2 separate regions of the Homo sapiens genome follow, and region 2 is linked to region 1. Evidence: chromatin contacts called from ENCODE Hi-C or POLR2A ChIA-PET data. All regions are on one chromosome and are shown on one strand. Each heading gives the region's core, a stretch centred on a gene start or an enhancer-like site at or near the end of the contact. The rest is flanking DNA. Distances are from core to core; before and after follow the strand shown. Region 1 holds the start of PTGER2 (prostaglandin E receptor 2). Region 2 overlaps GCH1 (GTP cyclohydrolase 1).

Region 1 (4,243 bases), core at 1,311-3,810:
GACTTCATTTTATAAGAGGGCGTCTTTGAATATTCTATCTCATTCCCTCAAAGTGTAACCAATTCAGAACAGTTTCTGCCCTGACAGAGGATGGGGTAGAAGGGTGAGGACAGTGGGGACCAGGGAGAAGAGAACGTAGCTAAGGGAGTTAACTGGGCTGGGGAGGAGAGAATCATATTCAGACCTTTGGGACCCTGTGTCCCTTCCCATCCCTGAGGATGAGCACATGAAGATGTAAGAAGCAGTAATGGAGGCAGGAGATAGGATAAAGTTACTTCTCCTCCAGCTTTTACAGGTCAGACCTGTTAATAGTAGGCACTGCCCATCTCTTTTCTCCAAGATTGTGGCAGGTGGAAGTCACTATTAACTGCTTTGATGCTGCAGCATCAGTCTTGCTCTTCTGAAGATTAGGAAGTGGAGTTGCCACAACTCCCAATTCCTAGCCCCCGTAAGAGGCCAGCACATTCTCGGACATATTCCAGGCTCAGCTAAAACGTTACACTTGAGGAGACTTGAACTCACAGCCTCATATCATTTAGCAGTTAGTTAGCATCAAATAACTGCTAAAGTTGCCCCAAATCAAGGCAGCACGATGCCAGGACTTGGTCTCTTGTCCTTCAGTTCCCCAGGTAGCCCCACTCTTCCCTTCCTGAGAGGGACCAGCCATTCCTGCCTGTGGCTTTGTGCTCATCAAGTGCATAACTGTAAGCTGAAGGACACCTGTGTGTATTTCTGACAGTGACATTAAGAGCGTGTTTTGCAAGATATTACAAATGCTTAGCAAGATGTTCCTCCAAGTATTTCCTCTAGTTATCATTATGGTTTTATAAACTTTCATGGCCACAAAGAGTTACATTCAAATATATAAATTGGGAAACCTATAAACTAGATGTTTGTTGGACTTTTAGGACAAATAACAAATGCTCTAAACTTCTGCTTCAGGGACCCTTCTCATCTGGGACCATTTTCAATGGCAGCTGGAATGCTATGGGTTGGGTACTACATTTTGCCCTGGCAGGAACAGAAGGCAAGCATGGAGAACCAGCACCAGTGGATGAGAGGTACAGGGCAGCAAACTGCAGCTCCAGGTCGTCAGGCTGGAACAGTGACAGCCATCCTAAGGTGGAAGGGGCTGCCTCTTTCTCAATTACTAAGCCAAGATAGGCAACAGCGAGAAAGGGACACTGCCCAGGGCTAGGATGAGGAGATTGGCTAGCTTAGCTGAGGCCCAGGACTCCCTTTCGGACGGTCTGTATTATTGTATAAGAAACTCTAGCCTAGCAACGCCCATAAGCCAGGATAAGGAAGTGGGCTAAAGAGGAGGGGAAACTAGTGGGGAAGGCTACAGATCTTTACAAATTAGGACATATTTTTACAAGTTGCAAAAAGTTTGTAGGGCGGTGGAAAGGGTGGAGGCGTCAGGGGAGAGCATGAGAAGGCTGAGCAGAGCCGGGCTGTGGAAACGTAGGGAGTGACTTACCGTGAAAGGCAAGGAGCAGACGGCGAAGGTGATGGTCATGATAGCCAGGAGAATGAGGTGGTCCGTCTCCTCCGCCATGGACACCCTTTCCCCTCTCCTGCGGGCCCCGGGGCCGCCCCGGCCACTGCCCAGGGAAGGTCCGCAGCGGCTTCTCCGGCTTCGGCGGTGCATGCGGATGAGGTTGAGAATGACACTGAAGTTGCAGGCGAGCACCGAGACAATGAGAAGCAGCAGCAGGGTGGCGTACAGCTGCAGGTAAGCGGTCCGCCCGTGCCGGATGAAGCACCAGGTCCCGGGGCAGTACTGGACGTACTGCCCATAGTCCAGCAGCGGCAGCGAGCAGAAGAGCAGGGAGACTGCATAGATGACAGGCAGCACGGCCAGGCCCCCGGAGCGCGAGACGCGGCGCTGGTAGAAGTAGGGGTGCCCGATCGAGAGGTAGCGCTCCAGGGCCATGGCGAAGAGCATGAGCATCGTGGCCAGGCTGAAGAAGGTCATGGCGAAAGCGAAGTAGGTGCACGCGCGGCTCTCGGGCGCCAGTGCCACCAGGGTCTGGTTCCGCGCGTACGAAGCCAGTACCACTGGGCTGATGAGGCAGGTCCCGAGCAGGTCGGTGAACACCAGCTCGGTCACCAGCACGTGGAACAAGGAGAGGGAGCTCCTGCGGCCGGCGCTGCACCCCACGTCCCCCCGCCAGCGGCGCGCCAGCAGCGCCAGTGCTATGAGGTTCCCCAGCACCCCGGCCGAGAACATGACGGAGCTGATGGCTGGGCTTTCGCCTGGGGGAAGCCACTGTCGCGTCTCGCAGTCCTCAGACTGGGAGTCATTGGAGGCATTGCCCATGGTGGGGTGCCTGGAAAAGAGATGCGCCCTCCTCTCCCGGCCTTTACCTGGGAGGAAGAGGGTCTGAGAGCCGGAGCGTTCCGAGACTCAGAGGAAAAAGGGGAGGGACCGAAATCCAGAGCCCCCTTCCCGCACCCAGCGCGCCGACGGCGGCTTGCCCTGGGTCTCCCGCCGCGCGCCGAGTGGCGGCTCGGCTGCTGCATCCGAGCGGCGCTCGAGGCTCCCGCGCCTACCCGCGCCGGCCAAGGCCGGGAGCCAGAGCCTAGGGGAGCCGTCGTCTCCGCCCCCGCACTGTCGGGGGGCGGGCCCAAGAGTGCTGGCCAGGCCTTGCAAGTGCGAGTGTCCGCGAGCTGCAGGGGAGGCAGGACGCGTCACACTCGCGGGGGCGTTCCGAGTCCCTGGGGCGCGCCGGCGGGGAGGGAGAGAAGGAGTCTGAGCACCCGCTGGGCGCGGCACTGGGCAGAGGCGCGCGTGTTGCCGGTGTACTGAAGCTGCCCGCGACCGGCGGGAGCGGCGTTTCTCGCTTCCTCGGGGTCCGGTACTCGAAGCGCACGGCAGTCTGACCTCGGCTGGGAAGCGTTAAGCCCCAGCAGAGGGCTGGGAGGGAGTGCAGGAGCACTTGCGGGGTCTGCGCAGAATACACAGAAGATCGGGGCAACGAGCAAAGCAAAGCAACTCACCAAACAATGAAGTTAGGAGAACCCAATCCCGTGAAATGAGCGGAACAAGGGAATAACAGTGCAAAGGCAGCTTGAAGTAAGACCAGAATGTTTTGCTTTGTTTTTACTATTCCCAGGAAGATACACTAAGAGGTTGGGACAAAAATTGGGATGAAGCGTAAAGCAAGTGTGTCCATCCAAGGAACCAAACCACACAATGCGCACCACCGAGCGGCCTGTTGCACTGCCGCTTTGATTCGGTTACTAGCATTTCACCGTTTCCTATGTCAACAGCATAACGGATAACCACTTGTTTAAGCAACCATTAAAAAAAGAGGAGTGTGTCTTATACAGAATTGTGTTTGTGGATACAACATGAAAACCATTGCACATCACTGTTCTGTCCTTAAGCTGAGCCTTGTAAGAAAATGTTGATATTTTGTTTAGCCGTTTATCTTTACATGTTGTTAACCACGTAGTATCCATCCAGAAAGACTTGTTCCTGGCAAAGTGTATTGGTAAGTGGCCAGTTTCAGACTGGAGCTGACAGTAATGGTTTCCTACCACATATTGTCATAATTGCAGAGTCGTGAAAATGGGCTGATATTTAACACAAAACAAAACAAAACAAAATCCAGTTTGGCAGACAACATAGGTAATTGTGTTCTGTAAGAAGTCACATTCACTTGGGGAAGGGAGGCCAACTGGGAAGTGAAGGGTCTGATCTGCCTAGGGAACTGGCAAGAAAGACAGTCATAACGTGGGAGGAAGCAAAGATTGCCTGCTGAAGAGCCTATCTTGCTACAGCCTGCTTACTCTCCATGAATATTTTTTGCCAACTTTGATGATTCTGGCCTGGGGATTGGAATGCGGAGTTGGGGGGGGTGGTTCCCACTAGAACAAGCATAATTTACTGGATCGCTTGCAAAGTTTACAGGCCGGTTTTCACATGTCAGCAGGCACTACTTCAATCCCTAAACTTCTCATGGCATGGATTCCTAGGAAAGAGGATCTTAACTCCTACAGTTTTTCTTTCAAGCTGTAAACTCTGCAGGTCAGTAACAACTTATTACCAATCTTTGCCATCCATCTCTGACTATTCCCCTACTCCAACATTCCCCCATCTCACCCCAAGCAATGGGGAAACATCAAACTTAAATCAGAAGTATTTCTTAATAGGAAAACACTATGATTTATAGCATAATTCTGCACTGCAGTTTTACTATTAAATAAGGGATTTTAGATTCACTGAATTTGCACA
Region 2 (4,226 bases), core at 294-2,793, 2.6 Mb before region 1:
GACCTCAGATGATCCGCCCGTTTCTGCCTCCCAAAGTGTTGGGATTACAGGCGTGAGCCACCACATCAGTAATTCATTCTGTACAATGTTGTATATTCTCAACACATATTATATTTTAATTTCCTTATTTCAAGAAAACCTTAGAATTGAAGATACAGTAGTTCCCCTTATCCTTGGGGATCTGTTCCAAGACCCCCAGTGGGTGCCTGAAACTGAGGGTAGTACCAAACTGGATTGCCATCATTCAGAATAAATTTCTGTTTGTGTCTTCTACCCACAAATTTCATGCCTTTTCCATCTTAACTAAGCACTTACCATGTGCTGTGGCCATAGCTTTTGCAGTCTGAAGTACAATAACAATACTAGCATGAATTTTTTTTTCCTCCTTCACAGTTTCACAGATAGAAGATTTGTTCTTAATATAGTTTTAGCAACCTCAGCGTAATGATTTTGTTCATTAATAAACTGAGAACTTTAATCTTTTTCACTTGAAGGAAACACAGCTTCTCTTTGGCATAACTGAATTGCCAACGTCACTACTCTTGTGGTTTAGGGCCATTGTTAAGTAAAATAAGGGTTACTTGAAAACAAACACTGCAAAACTGAAGGTTGATTTGATCACTGAGATGGATACTAAGTGACTATTAGGTAGGAAGCATAGACAATGTGGATGCTCTGGACAAAGGATTGATTCATATTCTGGGCAGAAGGGCTGGAGATTTCATCGCAATACTCAGAATAGCGTGCATTTTAAAACTTATGAATTGTTGGCTGGATGCGATGGCTCATGCCTGCAGTTCCAGCACTTTGGGTGGCCGAGGCAGGTCACTGACTTGAGCTCAGGAGTTAGAGACCAGCCTGACCAACATGGCCAAACCTCATTTCTACAAAATGTACAAAAATTAAGCAGGCATAGTGGCATGTGCCTGTAATCCCAGGTACTCGGGAGGCTGAGGCACGAGAATCACTTGAACCCGGGAGGCGGAGGTTGCAGTGAACTGGGATTGCACCACTGCATTCCAGCCTGGGTGACAGAGGGAGACTCTGTTTAAAAAAAAAAAAAAAAAAAAAAATGCCAGGCATGATGGCTCATGCCTGTAATCCCAGCACCTTGGGAGGCCAAGGAGGGCGTATCATTTGAGGTCAGGAGTTCGAGACCAGGCTGGCCAACATGGTGAAACCCCCATCTCTACTAAAAATACAAAAAAATTTGCTGGGCATGGTGGTGCACACCTGTAATCCCAGCTGCTAGGGAGGCTGAGGCAGGAGAATTGCTTGAACTTGGGAGCCGAAGGTTGCAGTGAGCCGAGATTGTGCCACTACACTCCAACCTGGATGACAGAGTGGGACTCTGTCTCAAAAAGAAAACAAACAAAAAAACCTTATGAATTGTCTATTTCTGGAGTTTTTCATTTAGTATTTTCAGACCATGTTTGACCAAGGGTAACTGAAACTGTGAAAAGTGGAACTGTAGATGGTCTCTATGAGTAGTCACTGTTAAAGGGGAAACAAAGATGATTGTTGGCCTGATCTTGGCCTTCAAGGAGTAAAGGGGTTCTGTGTAGTCAGAGGGAAGCTGGGTGCTTCTGGTGGAGAGACAGGAAAGTCCAGATGTTATGGAGAAAGTAGCTTTTGAGTTGAACCTAGAAGGAAATTCATTTTGAGTTTTTTTGGGTTGTTTGTTTTTTGCAGAACGTGTCCATGCTGGTTTAGAGATTATGGTCTAAGTGTTTTTCAATAAAAGGCATACACTAACATTCATAGTTACCTGTACCAGAGTTAAAATTAAATGGAGTTTTCAAGGCAATTAGATTTATTTTAAACTTTTAAAAGATCAATATTAATGGCATTAGGGCCAGCTCCTTTATCTGATGTCTTTAAAGTTCATTCTGGCCATAGTCAACCCTTGTAATGAATTTTAACCTGACACATGTTGCTACTTCATCTAGTCTTTGTAACCTGGTTATTTATTTATTTTTTGAGATGGAGTTTTGCTCTTGTTGCCCAGGCTGGAGTGCAATGGCGCGATCTCGTCTCACCGCAACCTCCACCTCCCAGGTTCAAGCGATTCTCCTGCCTCAGCCTTCCCAAGTAGCTGGGATTATAGGCATGCGCCACCAAGCCTGGCTAATTTTGTGTTTTTAATAGAGATGGGGTTTCTCCGTGTGGGTCAGGCTGGTCTCGAACTCCTGACCTCAGGTGATCCGCCCACCTCGGCCTCCCAAAGTGCTGGGATTACAGGCGTAAGCCACCGCTCCCGGCCTGGTTATTTGTTTTATCTGCAATTATTCTTTCTCGTGAATCCCCTTGGCTAATCATGCTCACAAAGTTCTGACACATATACCACCTGAATATTTCTAGAATCTGAGTCATCTTTCACTTAAATTACAATAACCTCTTAACTGGCCTTCTTGCCTCCTAGCTTGTCCTGCTCTGATCCATTCATGCCAAAGTGATTTTTCTAAAATTGAATAAGTTTTTTCCTTGCAAAAAACACTTGATTGATTTTCTGTTGTCTTTCCTCACCATTGCTGTGAGGTTTTGTTCTGTTGTAGCCTCTTGCTACATTTTTTGGCATTTTTTTCTTATCTTCCATCGCATTTCCTCATATAGGGCAATTTAGTATTTTAGTTTAGTGCATAGTTTAGTGCACAGTTAATCTGAGAAACCACTCTGTCTCATTTCCTTGCTGGAGCTGGAGACCCAGGTGAAGATCCTGAGGTTTGTTCTTTTGCAATGTTTGGCCTTTATTATCTGCCCTCCTCCTGTAATTTATTTTACTGTCCTTTTTGTTTTTGGTTGGCAACCATGGGGAGGTGGCTGCTGCCTCTTGCTTATCAACAACTGTTGCTTATGGAGACTTCTGTGAACAAGCAGCCAGGTTTAGGTGAGGAAATTGGCCGTGACTGAATTCTGGGTGAATTTTTCGAGGTCCAGTTGGTCCAAATGTTTGTGATGTGCAGTCCTAAGAGGCCATGGCTCTTCCTGTGAAGTGTGATGTGTTTTATGTATCACACATTAGTTTTTATTTGTCCTAAGCAGGAATCAGAACTCAGTTCAATAGAGGCCATTGGCAAACATCCCAAACAAGGAATCTCTCACTAAAATAGCTTAAAATATAATTTTACCTGTGTGGTCTAGGCATTTGTGGTACAGTGTTCGTTAGCAGTGAGGAAGGGCTATGCGTGCCTGGAGATCAGATGAGAGGCCTTAACTCAGTGAGGTCGCTGACTAGTTGACTTTAAGGCATAGCTGCTGTAGATCATACCCCTCTAATTGACCCCACCATTTATCGTTTATCACATGGGCAGCCCTGGAGGTATGCCTCTCTGATGGCCTATCAAAAAGAATCTGCCCTTCAGCTTCAAGGAACAGTTTGCTGACAGCCTCCAGCTGTTAGTGCTGTCAGGCTTTGCCTCCACGGAGGCCATACTTATCCCATGCTGCGTGTCCTTTCATTTTGGTGTCATCTCTTTCTCCCCTTCTACCCCTCCTCCACCACAGTAAACAGCTTTTTGAGGGCTGGGGCTGTTTATAAGTGAAGTAGTTTATAAAAAGTAGATGCACATCTTTCAGCTTCATATTTAGCATGTTGGAAATTCTGTTCACTGATCTAATTCTGAAATCTCCTTGGTATTTCTTAAACTAGTTGTATAGGCTGGGTGCAGTGGCTCATGCCTGTAATCCCAGCACTTTGGGAGGCTGAGGTGGGCAGATCACCAGGTCAGGAGATCGAGACCATCTTGGCTAACACGCTGAAACCCTGTCTCTACTAAAAATACAAAAAAAAAAAAAAAAATTAGCCGGGCGTGGTTGTGGGCGCCTGTAGTCCCAGCTACTCGGGAGGCTGAGGCAGGTGAATGGTGTGAACCCGGGAGGCAGAGCTTGCAGTGAGCGGAGATCATGCCACTGCACTCCAGCCTGGGCGACAGAGTGAGACTCCATCTCAAAAAAAAAAAAAACTAGTATGTCAACAAAGCTTTGTGCTGCTGTAATGGGAAGAACAGCTAGCCTGGGCTAGTAATATGCTAACTGGTTTATGAACTTAGGTAGGTGAGTCACTTGACTATTCTGGGTCTGTTCTGAAGGGAGAGGCAGTAGGACTAGGAGTTAAATTGTCATGCCGAGGTCTCTGAGCATGGGTGGGCCTGTCAGAATTGTCATCGCTCACTCTGTTGACTTCCAGCAGCTGACAGGCAAGGCCCTAGGAAGCTCTTCAGCCTCCT

What was found. A loop is a pair of places that touch in the nucleus more often than their neighbours do. ChIA-PET counts read pairs that join two places held with the same protein, here RNA polymerase II (POLR2A). Pooled maps may share reads with other maps.
Region 2: a loop to region 1 is called in a pooled map, with 2.3 times the contacts of the local background. The contact joins the enhancer-like site here to the promoter of PTGER2 in region 1. A Hi-C loop is called at or near these places in 2 of 50 pooled maps. POLR2A ChIA-PET finds 5 or more read pairs at or near these places in 2 of 52 experiments (activated CD4-positive, alpha-beta T cell and activated naive CD4-positive, alpha-beta T cell).

What each region holds. Positions count from the first base shown.
Region 1 is chr14:52,312,629-52,316,871 of GRCh38, reverse strand. It overlaps PTGER2 (prostaglandin E receptor 2), which reads right to left and starts at 2,560. Exons shown (of 2, transcript NM_000956.4): 1 at 1,481-2,560. The coding sequence starts at 2,323. RefSeq lists enhancers at 1,666-1,805, 1,826-1,975, 2,210-2,769, 2,770-3,330 and a silencer at 2,496-2,605.
Region 2 is chr14:54,888,253-54,892,478 of GRCh38, reverse strand. The region is part of intron 1 of GCH1 (GTP cyclohydrolase 1); the gene reads left to right. Among named protein-coding and RNA genes, the nearest start is that of MIR4308, 12 kb to the right of the region's middle. RefSeq lists an enhancer at 1,516-1,765. Within about 2 kb of position 1,543, at least 3 of the 41 ENCODE cell types and tissues checked have a DNase peak (open chromatin) inside an H3K27ac peak, as active enhancers do.